2 separate regions of the Mus musculus genome follow, and region 1 is linked to region 2. Evidence: chromatin loops called from intact Hi-C (ENCODE). Cell type or tissue: heart. All regions are shown on one strand. Links, peaks and the distances in the headings refer to the core of each region. The heading gives the core; the rest is flanking DNA. Region 1 overlaps Pik3cb (phosphatidylinositol-4,5-bisphosphate 3-kinase catalytic subunit beta). Region 2 holds the start of Cep70 (centrosomal protein 70).

What was found. Hi-C counts contacts between places; a loop is a spot of excess contacts. Peaks named below come from ENCODE experiments on the same cell type or tissue, not always from the same donor. Only the 100,000 strongest peaks of a DNase experiment are listed, where the experiment ranks them.
Region 1: a loop joins it to region 2, with 3 times the contacts of the local background. A loop is called at or near these places in 3 of 42 quality-filtered maps.

Annotation. Positions count from the first base shown.
Region 1 is chr9:99,079,771-99,082,270 of GRCm38, reverse strand. All of the region lies in intron 8 of Pik3cb (phosphatidylinositol-4,5-bisphosphate 3-kinase catalytic subunit beta), which reads left to right. Among named protein-coding and RNA genes, the nearest start is that of Gm1123, 45 kb to the right of the region's middle. In heart, for the core only: a CTCF peak has its summit at 1,425 (motif pointing left); no DNase peak of the experiment used is centred there.
Region 2 is chr9:99,237,055-99,250,537 of GRCm38, reverse strand. It overlaps Cep70 (centrosomal protein 70), which reads right to left and starts at 7,197. Exons shown (of 18, transcript NM_023873.4): 1 at 7,048-7,197; 2 at 4,172-4,271. The coding sequence starts at 4,180. It overlaps Faiml (Fas apoptotic inhibitory molecule like), which reads left to right and starts at 13,299. Exons shown (of 5, transcript NM_001244762.1): 1 at 13,299-13,444. In heart, for the core only: a CTCF peak has its summit at 8,284 (motif pointing right); DNase peaks (open chromatin) are centred at 7,117 and 8,307; H3K4me3 peaks cover 1,492 bases; H3K27ac peaks cover 1,479 bases.

The DNA of each region.
Region 1 (2,500 bases), core at 1-2,500, 160 kb after region 2:
CCTAACAGCTCCCCAAACACAAAGACCGGAATCAAGAAGCTAAGAGGCAGGGTGGCTCTTGTCTATAGTCCTAGTACTTGGGGGGGTAGAGGCAGATAATCAAGAATTGAAGGTCATTTTCCAATGCATAGTAAGTTGAATTCTAGACTTCAATTTTCCTGGGATATTGGAAACAATCTAAAATTCCCAGACCTAAAGATTACAGTATATTATGTACAAATTAACTGATTTGGTTGCAGAATGGCGTCAAGAAGGAAGTGTTAGTAAACTTAAAGAGGAGAACCAAGAGTGATGTGCAGAGTGCTGTGGGTTTCAAGGGCCCACAGTGAGGCAGTTCCAGGAGGTCTGACAGGATCATAGTCTGGGTCTCAGGAAGGAAAGAGAAGGGCACAGTTCAGAAACACCACACCACCTAAAGACGTAGTCATGGGAACCTTTTCATATTGGCAAAGGGTCTCAGCGTGCAGCTTCCAGAGGCTGCTGTGGTACCCTAACCTGACACGGGCGGATTCTGCATTACATGTAGGCATTCATCACAGTACCTCCTAGCCTTGTGATGTGGCAATCCTAATCAATTAAAATATGTGTAAGTAGCAAGATAAGCTCTGTCCGTTTGTCTTCCTTCTTTATTGTCTGGGACACTAAATACTTTGTGTGGTGAGTTTGCACATTTAATGTAGCCATCATCACCACCACCGCATGCCTGGGTAGTTTTCCTCTCTAAGTCAGAGCAAAGCTTCCCTTGACAGATTGTGATGTAACAAATTAAAATGTGGTCTCTGGCACAGAGCTTGCAAAGCCTGTGTCATTTCCTGAATGACAGGAGAATCCTAATTATGGTGAGCAAGTTGGCCAGTGTGAGGGTAGGATATGTAGCACAGGCTGGCTTTGAAAACTCGTTCTTCCCTCTGTCACATCTCAAGTGCTGGAATCATGAGAGCATCACTGTATCTGACTGGAGGATCTTTTAGTATACAAATTGACCCAGTCCCTAGTTCTGAGAGAACTTCCAAAACTCTTCGTGTCTGTGTAGTGGTTGAAGAGTTTCATCTTGTTCTGTTGATATTGTTTTTAAATTAATGAGTTTACCAGTAGCTAAAAAGCCCCTAACCCTACATAGCTCTAGGATAAGGGCTAGTTATCAGAGGAACCACTAATGTGGGCTAAATCCTGGTCTCACTTGATGACCACAAGATTAGGCAAGAGACTAGAGACCAATGTAATGACCAGTGGCCAGGGATTAATTATTCATGTCTACTTTGAACTCTTAATCAAAGTTCTCTAACAAGGTAGGTGTGGAGTTGGTGCAGCAGTTAAGAGTACTACCTGCTCTTTTACAGGACTCAGCTTTGGTTCCCAGACCCCATATGGCAGCTCATGACTGTCTTAACTGCATTCCAGGGGATTTGGTGCCCTCTTTTGGCCTCTGCAAACACCTGACAGTCATACAGTGTGCTTACATGTGTACAAGGAAATACACTCATGTATATGAATTCAAACAACAAAACTATAGTAGCTGGAGAGATGGCTCAGTGGTTAAGAAAACTGCCTGCGGGCTGGGGAGACGGCTCTTCCAAAGGTCCTGAGTTCAAATCCCAGCAACCACATGGTGACTCACAACCATCTGTAACAAAAATCTGATGCCCTCTTCTGGAGTGTCTGAAGACAGCTACAGTGTACACACATATAATAGATAGATAGATAGATAGATAGATAGATAGATAGATAGATAGATAGATAGATAGATGAAGAGAACTACAGTATACACACATATACTAGATAGATAGATAGATAGATAGATAGATAGATAGATAGATCTTAAAAAAAAAGAAAAAAGAAAAAGAAAACTGCCTGCTGTTCCAGAATGCCAGGGTTCAATTTCCAGCACCTAGATAGCAGCTAATAACCACTTGTGACTCTAATTCCAGGGGACACACAGACTTATGTGCAGGCAAACATCTACACATATAAAATTTAATTTAAAAACAACAACAAAAATTCTTAGCTCGTAGTTCACATGGACGCTGGGTTGGCCACTACTTCATCAGCTGTTCATCCCTGCCCTTTTTAATAGCTACGAAAAGAAACCAGTGGTCCTGCTTCCCGTAGCTCATGGCCCATTACACTGAATTACTGGATTTGGAGGCAGGGTTGTGGAACCCCTCGGTTCATTTCCAATTGATTAGAAGCATTGAGAACTGAAACTTGAACCCTGCAACTGAAGTGGGGAGAAAGCTTGTGACCTAAGGCTATAGTCAGTGTCTGTCCGTACAGGGGATGCAGAAGTTTGATGGTGTAGCATTTGCTCTGCAGACCAGGCTAAATTCACAGAGACCCTCCTGCATCTGCCTCCTGAGTGTTGAGATTATAGGCATTCTGTCTTGTTTTGTTTTGAAGCTATTGTTAAGTAGTATTTATTCAGCACATATATGGTGGGTGCTTGCTTTAATTTCATAGTGACCGTGCAGATCTCAGAGCATGTGTGGTTGTAGAGCTCGGG
Region 2 (13,483 bases), core at 6,752-9,251:
ATGTGCACTGGCTTTGGCTCACAGTTCAAGGGTACAAACCACAGAGATCACGGCAGCAGCAGCCTGAGGACAGGAAACCTGTTACTTAGTCCAGGATCCCAGCCCACAGAAATGTACCAACCATAGCAAAACTAATCCAGTAGAGGTAATTCCCCACACTATACCCACAGGCTTGTCTCCTAAGCAATTCTAGTTCCTGTTGAGTTGATAATATTGACCATCACAAATGGTGATAGCTTTTTGTAATTGTAATGCAAAAATAAAGAATCAGAACATAAGAAATGGAGAACTCCAAAGCTGAAGGAACCTTGCTGATTTTATTCAGGGATCCTACAAATACTCAATGTGGGGTTGGCCCATTCCTCAATGTGCTCACTGAAGAACTACATGGCTGGGGCTGGAGACATGGCTCACCAGACAAAAGCACGTGCTCTTCCAGAGGCCCTGAGTTTGGCTCGCAGCACCCTTGCTTGCAGCTTGCAGCTGCCTGTAACTCCACCCCCAAGGAATCCAACTTTGGGCTACAGAACTAACTCAGCGGCTAACAGTATTTGTGGCTCTTCTAAAGGACCCAAGTTCAGATTCCAGAAACCTCCTATCTCAGCACACAGCTGCCTGTAACTCCAGCTTGAGGAGGTACGATATCCTTGTCTGGTCTCCTCTGATACCCACAGTTCTACATACATGCATTCATATACACACATACATACGTATACATATATGTACACACAAATAAAAATAAAACACATCGGGCTGGAGAGATGGCTCAGTGGTTAAGAGCACTGACTGCTCTTCCAGAGGTTCTGAGTTCAAATCCCAGCAACCACATGGTGGCTCATAGCCATCTGTAATGAGATCTGACCCCCTCTTCTGGTGTGTCTGAAGACAGCTACAGTGTACACAAATAAAATAAATAAATCTTTAAAAAAATAATAAAACAAATCTTGCCTGTGATGGTAGCACACACCTTTAATACGAGAAGCCAGGAAACACAGGCAGAGTCAAGTGGATCTCTGTGAGTTTGAGGTTAGCCTAGTCTATATAGTGAGTTCCAGTACTACATAATCAAACTCTGTATTAAAAAAAAAAAAAAAGAAAAAAAAGCCAGCAGTGGTGGTGCACACCTTTAGACCCAGCACTTGGGAGGCAGAAACTGGCAAATTTCTGAGTTGGAGGACAACATGGTCTACAGAGCGAGTTCCAGGACAGCCAAGGATACGCAAGGATATGCAAGACTTACTGAGTAGATAGATTCCCAGTAGCCAAAATAAGTTTTAACAATGACGATCACTATAATCAACTAAAACCCAGCAAATAACTGCATCTATGATAATGTAAAAACAAGTGTCTTCAGAAGATCAAGAACAGGACTGGGAATATAGCTCAGAGGTACGGTACTTTCCTAGAATGTGCAAGACTCGGGGCGTGATTGCAAAATAACTGGTAAAAACAAAAAAACCCAACTCATCATTGTGAAATCAGTAAATAAATAAAATCAAGATCTAGCCTGACTTTCCCATATGGAATGTACAGATGCCTGCCTGTAAACCCAGCATACAAAGTAGAAGCAGGAAGATCAGAGGTTCAAGGTCATCCTCAGCCACATAGTGAGTTCAAGGTCAGCAAGGGCTACAGAAGACCCTGTCTGAAAGAAGAGGAAAAAAAAGGAAAAAAGGAAGAAAGAAAAAGAGAGAAAAGAAAAGAAAGGAAAAGAAAAGAAAAAAGAAGTTGGCCGGGGCAATGGTGGTGCATGCTTTAATCCCAGCATTTGGGAGGCTGGGATTTATTTTATGCCTAGCTGCCTTGAGTTAAGGAGTTACTATTAATCAATCAAGTGCTTTAATGAGAGCTCTCAGGACAGTCTGCTCTTGGGAGTACTCCATAATCACGCTGAAGAACTGTTCCAGGTGCTAAGACCGCGATAACACTATAGTCACCAATGCTGTCAGAGCTTCAACCCAGGCATCTGGAGGCCTTTCTAGACCACAGCAGCTTCAGCAGCTTCAGAAGGCATCTGAGACTGCGCTCCAGGCAAGGGGGGCGTGGCCAACTCTAGCTGATTCTGCTCTCCCTGCGGGAGCAACTCCCCAGAGGCTGCCAAGGAGCTGTGGTTGGCATAACATTTGTTCATGAATGATTCCCAATCGAGGAAGACGGTTGGTACATATGTCATCAATGGAACTAGATACCATGAAGCTGTGGGTATAATTGGTCTCTTAGTTTCTTTTCCTGTGGCTGTGATAAAATACTTTGACAAAAGCCATCTTAAGGGGCTGACAAGATGGTTCAGTGAGTTAAGCCACTTGAGGCCAAGCCTGACAACCCGAGTCCATGAACCCAGGACACAGAAGGTTGGAGTCCTCTGAGCTCCATGTGTGCAGAAGCATTAGCATATTGGCACACACAGCCAATAAACAAGTAAATGTATTTTTATCTAACTGCTTTTTAAATATTGGTTTTGTGGTTTTGAGACAGTCTTACTATGTAACCCCAGCCTGACTTTGCCTCCTGAGTCCTGGGATTATAGGTGTGCAACGCCTGTGGTATGTTTTGAGAAGCAATTTATCAATGGGTGTGATGGTGCACACATTTAATCCCAGCATCTGGGAGACAGGAGCAGGCAGCTCTCTGTGAGGTTAGCCTGTTATTTGTTACTTAGCAAGTTCTAGGGCAGCTAAGGATACACAGACCCTTTCTCAAAAACAAACAGCTTGAGAGAGGGGTTATTTTAACCCACAGTTCATGGTATAATCCATTATGTCAGAAAGTCAAAGGCAGCAGAAGGTTCCATCAAATTCATAACCAGAAACTGAGAATGAACACAAAGATGCTACTCAGCTCCCTTCTCCACTTGCATCGTGCAGCATCCTATCCAGGGAGTGGTACCACCCAGCTCCTGCTCTTCCCTCCTCGACGTAATTCAGAGAGTTCCCCACAGACATGCCAGAAGCCAGTCTCCCAGGTGATTCTAGATGTGCCAAGTTAACAACACTGGCCATCATAACTGGTAAAAGCACAGTTCATGCCCCAACAGTCCCCTCTTCTGGCCACACAGGAAGCCGCTCTCCACCGTTTCCAGGTTACTCAGGAGCTTGTCTCCTATGCGCTAACCTCACTCCCAAGCCCCAGGTTGCAATATTAGGCTCAATAAAGTCTTCTCGCAAATGACCTCTTGCCTACTTGTAGGCTTCGTTACCCTGGTTGCACGAAGATGAGACAAAGTCTACAAACTTCTAGCCTGGCAGAGTCAGCCAGAACGTTTCTGAAAGCCACCAAGAGCTAAGACCGCAGGAGTCAGTGAAAAAAATGCAAAGACTCCTCTCACGCTGAACTATCACTGAAAGCCAGGGGCGTGATACAAAGAACTATCACTCTAGGAAGAAGCTCAAGAGTTCCAGAGAACAACCCAGAGCAGAAAGATCGAGATGCTGAAACCACAAAAAGACAGTGGCGTACTGCAAAAGCCAACGTGTCAAAGTTGAGGACCTATGAAGAATCGAAGGCAGGCGCTGAGGCCAGGAGGACTGCAAGTCCCAGGAGCTGGGAGAGTTCAAGATCACAGTTAAGGAGCCACAGCTCAGGAGCTTAACTGTAGCTGCTCTGCTCGGTGCTGGCGTTCCAAAGGTGGAGTCTTCAGCCTTTAGTCCCTAAGGCTGAGGGGCCAGGCTTCAATGCTAAGGAAACTGCTATTTACCTATCCAAGATTTCTATAAACACAAAAGCTCACAGACAGCAACTGGGGACAGGCCTGCCAAATCTTAACAGCAAACAAATCAACACTAACCAAAAGAGAGCTCGTATATATCCTATAATTAGACTGCCTGGAGATTCTGACATACAGTCAGGGAATACTAATGCTTTTGTGCTTTGGTTTCATGAAGAAAAAACAAAGGAATAATAGTACTTACCTCCCAGAAGCACTGCAGAGACGAGAAGACTCAAAGATACACAAAGAGCACAGAGTAGTGCATACCTCACAGGACAGAGGTGCCATCTATTTAACTTCGTTAAAATTCAGTTTTCTTACTGAGTTTAAACTATTAATATTATTTGAGAGAATTATCAGGTAGACAAGAAGCATGTAACACCATTTATCACAATAACCAATAAATTTTTTTATGATCTTTCCTCAATTGGAAAAAAAACATGTCATCTATTATATTGGACATACCTCAGTCATAGTGATTCCTTTGTTGTTTACACCTGTCGTTCAAGTTAATCTCAATAAAATGATCACCCAATGAGTCTCATGTCCGGAAGTGGATCTTGATCTAGGTTTCAAAAAGATACAAGCCAAAGCCTTGAAATGTTCAACCTGTCACAGAAATGGTCGAGTTATTCTCAAGGCCGGTATCTATGGTACCGATAACCACAGCCTGAAAACTGCAACAAGAACGAACAGCTTTTTCCACAGATGCCCCCCTTCCTTTCCCCCTTGTCCTTCCTCCTATTGCTTTATTGAAACATGTGCAGGATATTCAAATCTATCATTCTGATATGTGGCCTTCAAGGGTAGTTATCCTTGCTTGCAAGTGTACTCAAGTAAAAGCAGGAAGCAGAGAACTTATTTACACCCGTGATCAAGCCCCCACCCCCTGTAACCCCCAAGGTTCTCTGAGTTCTGAAAGTGTTCTTTAAAAAGTCATAGTAAAAACCTGTAAGCTTTTTCAAGAGCACACTTCCAATTATTACAAATTGACACAAAGTATTACCTATTAATGCAAACATGCTAATCGTCTGTAGTAATCTTTTCCCCATCCAGGCTATTAACAAGACACGGCTTTGGAACCTTGAAAGTCACAGGAAAAAAAAAAAAATAACGGCATCCTAGGGCCAAGGCAGAACCTTTACAGAGTGTTGTTAACACACAGGACTCCTAGAGTAGGAAGTAGAGGACGGATGTCGTTTAGCCACGTGGCAAATAAAGCCAAGTGTTACAAAAAGGAGAAAAAAAATCACATACCCATAATTCCCAGCTTTGGGTCTTAGGAAGGATATGAGACAGCCCAGGCTACATAGTAAAACCCTATCTCAAGAAAAGAAAGAAGCCAAACACAGTGGTAGACACCTTTAATCTTACCACTCAGGAGACAAAGGCAGGCAGATCTTGTGAGTTCGAGGCCAGCCTGGTCTACACAGTGAGTTCCAGGACTATATAGAGAGACCCTGTCTCAAAACAAAAACAAAAAAACCAAAACCAAAACAAAAACAAACAGAAATGAAACAGCACAGTGCTAAGAGCATGTTATCCCTTACAGGGGACCAGAGTTCAATCCCCTTCACCCACGCCTGGCAGCTCACAACCACCTATGACTCCAGCTCCAGGAGATCCAACTCCTCGGCCCCCACGAGTACCTGTACACATGAACACGCACATAATTAAAAGTGGTAAAAATGTTTAGTGGCGGATGGTGATGCATGCCTTTATTCCCAGCACTCAGGAAGCAAATCCTAGTGGACTCCTGTAAGTTCAAAGCCAAACTGGTCTACATAGTGACTTCCAAGACAACCTGGACAACATGGCAAGATCTTGTCTCAAGAAAAGGAGGGTGGGGAAAAAGAAAAGAGAGAAAAGGAAAATAAGAGAAAAAGAAGATAAGAGAAAAACAAAATGAGAAAAAGATGAAACTGGAGATGTTTGAAACAGAACCTTGGCTGACCTAGAACTAGCCTAGGCAACCCATCCCTCTCAGCCCTGGGAGTGTGAGTACAAGTGACAGCCATCATGGGGGGAAAAGTGTATATTTTGACACAGTCCATCCATGTTTCACAACAGTTCATTAATTGCCCTGTAGGTATCTGAGGATCTGTTAAAATACAACACATACTAAAATTTTATAGCCAGGCAATGGTGGTGTGCACTCAGGAGGCAGAGGCAGGAGGATCTCTGTGAGTTCTAGGTGAGCTGGGTCTAGAGAGCTAGTTCCAGGACAGCCAAGGCTACATAAAGAAATCTTGCCTCAAAAAACAAAAAACAAAAACAAAAAAAAAAAAAAAACAAAACCCCCATAAATATAATAGCTGGGTGTGGTGGTGTTTAGCTGTAACCCCAGCATTTCAGAGGTTGGAGGATCAGGAATTCAATGTCGTCCTCAGACGGCCTGCATGAAACCTTGCCTTAACGTGAATCAACAATTCAATTCCAACAACATTGCAACTTGCTCTTCACGGTTTACCATTTACTAGCTATTTACTATTTACAAAAATCCATGCAATGCACAAGATTGAAACCAATGCCTGCAGCGCTGATATGATTACAAAATAAAGTGGCAGGCTAGAGAGACAGCTCAGTGGGTAAAGGCACTTGTCCCAAGAAAGCTTGAGAAGCAATCCTCAGAATCCACAGGAGGCGAGAATTCTGTAACCCCGGGCCTCCTGTAGGGAGATCGGACTCTGCAGCTCTCCCCTCCATCCCCTACAGTATGCAGAAAAACAAAAGACCTTGTCTCAAACAAGGTAGAGGCAATGACCGACGCCCAAGGTTGTCCTCTTTCTCTACGTCTGCACCGTGGCGTGAACAATTATTGATTAGTTGATAATAGTGGGAACCTTGATTAGGCTTTGCTGTGTTTTTCACATTAATCAACGTGGACCCACATAAAGGCGGAGTCCTTAAATTTGTAATGAGTCTGACAGGAGGGGTACTCGCCTACCCTTTACTCCGCGATCTCCCACTTGGCTCCAAATCGCTATCACCTGACAGCGCCGCAAAGAGAACTGGAGCTAGCCCGGAACCCAGCCGATTCCATGTAGGAGTCTAAGCTCAGTTCCTGCTTCCTCTACCAGGTCGCACACCTTCAACACTCGGCTGGGAGAAGAGGTTGAGTGAGGAGCGAGGGACACAAAGCGACGGGCGGGCTCCCCGCAGGGAGGTCCACGCCCACACCTGCACGCGCATTTCCTAGCTAGCGCGTAGGAGCCGGGGCGACTCCATTCTGAGGGCCCTGGCTGGTGAGTGGGACGCTCCGGATTCCGGAGAAGCCACCTTTGGGCGTGCACCTGAAGGGGGCCCACGTAAAGTCCTCGGCGACCCCAAGCGCCACTCACCTCGGTCACAGCCCGTGGCTTCCACCGCGCTCGCCCCCGCGGCCTAAGCCCCGCCTACGCGACCGTTAGCGCAGCCAGGCTGACCAATCGAACTGACGCAGTCGATGGCCTCCCAGCGGGGCGGGACAACACCACCTGGCGCGCCGGGAAGGCGGGTCCACGCCGCGCTCTATCGTTAGCTCCGCCCACGGGGCGGGGCTTCTTCCCGCCTCCACTCCCACCGGACCCGGACTTGCTGCGGCTACTTTGTAGCAGGCGCTTTGACACTTCCTGGACGCTCCGCCTGATAGTCGCTCAGTCACCATGGTGTTTCTTTGATCCCCGAGAAGCTAGAAATACACACATTTGCGGTTGCAAGTGAAAGTGAGGCCGGGGCTGCCTTATTATCACTGGATGCCTGCGCTCCCTACAGCTCCCCCTCACGCCCTGACTGCGAGCCTTTTTCAGGAACTGTCTGCACGGGGCAACCCCAATAAGCATTTCTTGATAACATTTCACCTTCTCCTTGAATATTTTCAAAGGTCTACGAAGAACTGAGATGCCTGCCTGACGAAGCTCAGTCTAGATAGGCAGTTTGGGCTCCTGTTAGACACTGATAAGACTGGTTAATAAAGGGTTTGTGGCTACAGAGATAAAAGATTACATAAGGACATGAGGCACAACTCTTGCTTCAACTTTAGATAAGCTGAAAAGCCTTGAAAACGATCTATGGGCCTCCAGGTTAATTAAGTCAAGATCTCTAAAGTGGGGCCCACACGTCCAGAGTTTATATGGTTCCCCGAAGTGATTCTAATGTATAGCCAGGAGGGAGAACCAACTGTCCGCTGAGAAATAATTAAGACTGATTCTAAACCTGGTGGGGAAGAGGGACTGGAGATGTAGATCAGTTGGTAGAATTCAGCGTCCGGGAAGCCCTTGGGTTTGATTCTTCAACACGGCCTAAGACAGGCGAGCTGACACGTGCCTGTAATTCCAGAATTTAGGAGGTACAGGCAGATCAGGAGTTCAAGGTCATCCCTGGCTTTATAGCAAAAGTCAAGACCACCGGAAGCTACAGGAGGCCTTGGCTCAAGGAAAAAAATAAAACGAAGGTCCTTCTCCACTCTTTTCAAAAACCAAAAGTGGGTTAAGAAATCCAAAATATGTAAGGGAAAAAAAATCATGTTCGCAGTCTAAAGGATGACCTCGAGTTTTCAGGAATCTACCATCGTTGTCCTTGCAACTTACAGCCACACGGTGGCGGTATTGACAACAGGCATTTCCAGAAGGACTTGGGAAATGCAAGTCCCATCAGGGTCTTAGTGACCCTAATACATCAACTAAAGTGACTCTCTCTGGGTGGTCCAAGGGCACATCTCTTAAGAGAGTACTGCTCTCAAGCCCACGTTTAGGCACACAGTGAGTCTAAACTGTGTGTGTTCTCTGCAAACACATCCCAATCCCTCTATTCCCCCTCATGGCCCCTTCCTTCCCTTTCTATATCTGGATATTCACACTACGGAGCTGACAGATTTTCATTTTCAGCTTCCTAAGACAATCTAACTGCTTACCTTTTCCAGAACAATAGGGTGACTTTCCCAATCTTCTGAGCCAACCCATAGGCCAAACATCCGTGGGTTAGAATTACTTTTGATGTGAGTAATAAAAATCAAACAAACAAACAAAAAACTCAACTAATTCAAACTGCCTTAAACAATAAAGCAATTGATTAGGTCACACAACACAAACCCTAGAGGAGGGAGACGGAGACGTTGACATTGATTAATTCAAACCAATCTCTTTTTTTTTTTTTTTTTTTGGTTTTTGGTTTTTTGAGACAGGGTTTCTCTGTGTAGCCCTAGCTGTCCTGGAACTTACTTTGTAGACCAGGCTGGCCTCAAACTCAGAAATCTGCCTGCCTCTGCCTCCCAAGTGCTGGGATTAAAGGCGTGCGCCACCATGCCCGGCTTCAAACCAATTTCAATGGTTAAGTGGGTCCAGCTGCTATTAGTCTGTGCTGTTGAAAACATGATAAATTCATACTTATTTTCCAGCTGCCTACTTGGAGCAACCAAGACCACATACTTTCTTTTCCTATAGAAACTTCTCCAGTTTTGTGTTTTGTTTTTGTTTGTTTTATTGAGCCAGTTGGACCTGCCAGATATACCCTACCTCCTGATCAGTAATTGCCAGGGAGATGAAGAGGTGGCTCAAGCCTAAATCCCAGAAAGTAAAAAGGAGGCGCCACATTTTTAAATGGTTTCCAAAGTGCTAGTGCTTCTTCCATTATTTTGTTTCAGTCTTCATTGTTGTTTAAAAACTAAATTTAGCTGAGCAGTGGTGGCACACACCTTTAATCCCAGCACTAGGGAAACAGAAATAGTGGATCTCTGAGTTCTGGCCAGTCTGGTCTATAGAGTACATTCCAAGACAGCCAGGGGTATACAAAGAAACACTGCCTTGAAAAAATAGATATTTAGATAGATAGATAGATAGATAGATAGATAGATAGATAGATAGACAGACAATACCAAATTTGGAAAATCAGCCAACCCATTTAAAGAAGAGACCCAAAACAAAGCATAAACATATGACCTATCTCATGTTTTGTTTTGTGGTGAATGCATCTCCAGCTGCTCTCTTAAAGCGATAGTGTCTGTGGTCAAATTGGTGAGAAGCAGCTTATGAAGCTAACCATCATTCAGATACTTCCTGAAAAACCAGGAAAGCAATCTGAGACTTAGAACAAAGCCGCAAGCTCAGTCAGCCAGAACAAGGACGTTTCGTGTTTAAGTTCAAGACCTTTTGTGGTGCCTTGTTCAGACATGATTTCCTGCCATGTAGTCCTGGTAGGTAGATAATAAATGACTCTTCTTCCCACGGGTGTCCTGCCTCTGTGAAATAGTTACAAAACCAAGCCCAAACTGTCTCTCAAGTCCAGCATACCAGAGACTAGAGAGAGGAACTAGCTGGCTGAAGAATCATAGGTCACCTTGTCCAATTCCAGTGTAGATTTCACTGTAGCTTGGAGCGTGAGGCCCAAATATTAAATGCAATTCTTTTCTTCAAGCATAATATTCTTTCAAATAATATTATCTCTTAACATAAACCTTTCTTCTATGTGCCTGAATCCAAATATAAAGCCCGTAACTTCTGAAGGGTTTTTGGGTCCCTGTGTAAAATAGAATAAATATAATCACTGGACTGTTGTTAGAACTGGAGTCACATAGCAAGAACTTGATAGATTATGCCTTATTAGTCTTATAAAAAATAGCTAGATTCCTTGAATTTTATGAGAAAATATTATCCTTTGATAAGCTGTGAGCTGCGACCCCACTAGGCTTTCCTGCTCCTCCCATTCTGAGTTGTTTCTCAGAATTAAGTATTGATAAAAAGAAATCCAGAAGGGGGGCAACTAAGGATTAGGGAGGAAACCAGCCAACCTTGTGTCACCCCTGGAGACGTCCACTCTATACCACCACCGCCTTCATTCTTCCAATAGTCATTTATTATGTGTCTAATCTATAAATAAAAACAAATAACGAAGAGAAAGCTACTAGGAAGTCTTCTGGAGAACTGTAGAGGGATTCTAATTTGGCAACCTGGCTGCTCTGGCTGGAATACAGACGTGCCCTCAGCACACACCTTTAATCCCAAACAATGACGGTAAAGTCGGCTTGTAGAAGAAAGCATTCATGTTTGAAAATGATGCCTAATTGAGTGGCAGACAAAGTGACGACTCAGAGAAAGATTTGGCAGAATAGGATCTGCCCAACGCACAAGCACAGAGAGAGGAAAGGGAAGCTACTTTGAGGGGCAATGCAGAAAGACAGAGAGACAGTTTTGCTGGGACAGTTGTACAGAGACAGGGTGCAGACAGAGAACAAGCTAGACACAGGTGAAGGCAGAATGAGACAGAAAAGGAGAAGGGGACACATTAGAACACAATAGCACATATTGCCAAAGTTAGTCTGAGGCCAACCAGACCAGGTCAGGAGAAGCTGGGAGAAGCCAGATTGAATCAGTGTGGAGAGGAGCCCTGAGTCAGAATAGCTGAGTCAACCAGCCAGCCAGAGTTCAGAAAGAGCTAGAAAGGGTGAGCTTATTCAGCAGTAAGTCTCTGAGGCTGAAAACCTTCCAGGCCTAGAAAGGCTTGTACAGAGACTAGAAGCTTTCAGGACTGGGCCCAACTTAGCAGATGGAGGCCACCAGCCTGGGAGATAACAATCACGTCTGTCAAATAGAAGTTACTTTTACAGGAAATCTTCCATATCAAGGTCAAGTACAAAGCTCTCTCAGCAGAACTGCTGAGGCACAATCTGCTCTGGCATTCAGTCCTATCATTTCCAAGATCTATTAACCTAATCAATAGGTTGTTTCCTCTTGTCAACTCTTGTCTCCTCTCCCAGACTGCACTTGCTTAGTGCCTAGACACCTTATCCACAATATTAATCCCAAAGTTGGAACAACCTTTCCTTACATTGTCATGGAGCTACAGAAATGAGCTGTAAGATGGGGCCACTCAGACTCCTATAACAAAAATGTTTTTGACTGCATAATCTCTAAACCACGAAATGTGTTGCTTTCTGTCCTGGCTGAGAAGTCCAAGATCAAGGTGTCGGAAGATTAAGAATCCAGAGAGGGATTGTTTTGCCTGTCTAAGATGACGCCTTTTTCCTGCCTTCTTATGAAACCAAGGAAAACCTGAACAAATTCTTCACACTTAACCTGTCTTACCTGCTCTTAATTCCAGACTAAACCCTCCGGACTTAACCTACTTCGTGTCCTCCTAGTCGCTTGCTTTTAGCTGGTTTTTAAAACCACCCATTTCAGCGCTGACATTGGGGTCGTCGTAATTGTTAAAGTTTGGTCATGAACACTTAAATCAATTACTCCCTAATCCTTAATCACTTTTCCCCATTCTCCAGTCCGTAAAAATTCCTAAATCCTGTCTTCTCTGGGTTGGCTAATCTTCTCTGTCAGCTTGACGGGATTGAGAAATGCCTAGCGATTTAGTGAGGCAATCTTCGGTGCGATGATGTTTCCAGGGTAGATCGTGAGGACTCTGACCTAATAAATGGGATAGTAATCCCTTGATGATTCACAGTATAGCATGGTTTTATCGGTAGCGGAGGAAAGGTCATAAATGGAGCCTAGTCAGAGGAAGAAGGTTATTGAGAGCATGTTCTTGGATGCTGTCTTGCTCTGGCCTCTTCCTGTACCCTCTTCCCTCTGCCTCCGGTCAGTCACGCCTGCTCTGCTTCCTGGGACCATGGTATGAAGTGGCCCATCCAGCATGCTGACCCTGCCACAGGCAGACTGGCACCTCTGGAATTCTGAGCCCAAATTAACAGTCCCTCCTATAAGTTGTTCGAATCATTTTAGTCACTAATACATGCCCAAAATATTACTATAGGAGACTGACATTCTGGCATATTTTGAACTGATTTTTGTGTATCTGTTTTTTTTTTTTTTTTAAACTAACCAACATAGCCACCTTACAAGAGCAATGAGTGGTCCCCAGAGAGTAGGCCCAACAACAGAATAGACACAGGCGAAGGGATTGAGGGTTTCTGGGGCCCCAGCAGGTTTGAGGACTGTGATCTGAATGCTGGGGTTCTTTCAAATTTTTTTATGTTGAACCCTGACTTCCAACCCAAGTGTTAAGAGGTGGAGCCTTTAGGAGGTAATTAGGTCACAGAGGTTCTGCCTTCATGAACGGAATCGGTGTCTTTATCAAAGAGATGTGACAGGGTCCATTTGCCTTTTTCCACTGCGTGGAGGTTTTGGAACAAGCTCCTGTTCTGTGTGCCTCAAAATGTATCAGAGTCCACCCTAAGGAGTTTGGGTCTTAAAAGAAGTAAAGAATGAGTCTGGAGAATTGCAAGTTTGAGGTCTGTCTGGGTTACAGCGTGAACTTAAGGCCAATTTGAGCAATTTATGAGACATCGAACATCGGCCCAGTCTCCAGTATCACAAGACAGAGAAGAGGAAAGGGATGCCAGAAAGTGGTTTTAGAGAACCAACTTCACGAGCAGATTTACCTTCCACAGGCTTCAGAGCAGCGGGGGTCCTGGGGTTTTGTCCACCAAGCTCACCCCAGCAACGGAGTCAGGCACCCGAGAGGACAGCTCTTAGTAACGTTTGTTGTTGTGCGTTGCTCACAGGGTGGGACTTGATGATGTCGGGGTACAGGCTGAGGAAGGACTGTTTGGAGAACAAAGGCGTCAGGTTAGACAGCTACATGGGTAGGGCCAGGAACGAAGGACCGCAGATCACAGTCTGTAGTGTTCAACGCGCATGCTCCCAGTGCGTCCCGTCCCCAAGCTTGCTGCAGGAGCAAAACTTTGCAGTCTAAGGAATCAGACCCAAGACGTTGCTTTGCTAGGTGGTCGGTCCATAGGCCATAATTTCACAGGTGAGACCACAGCCCAGGTTGGGGAGCAGGGCTCAGCCC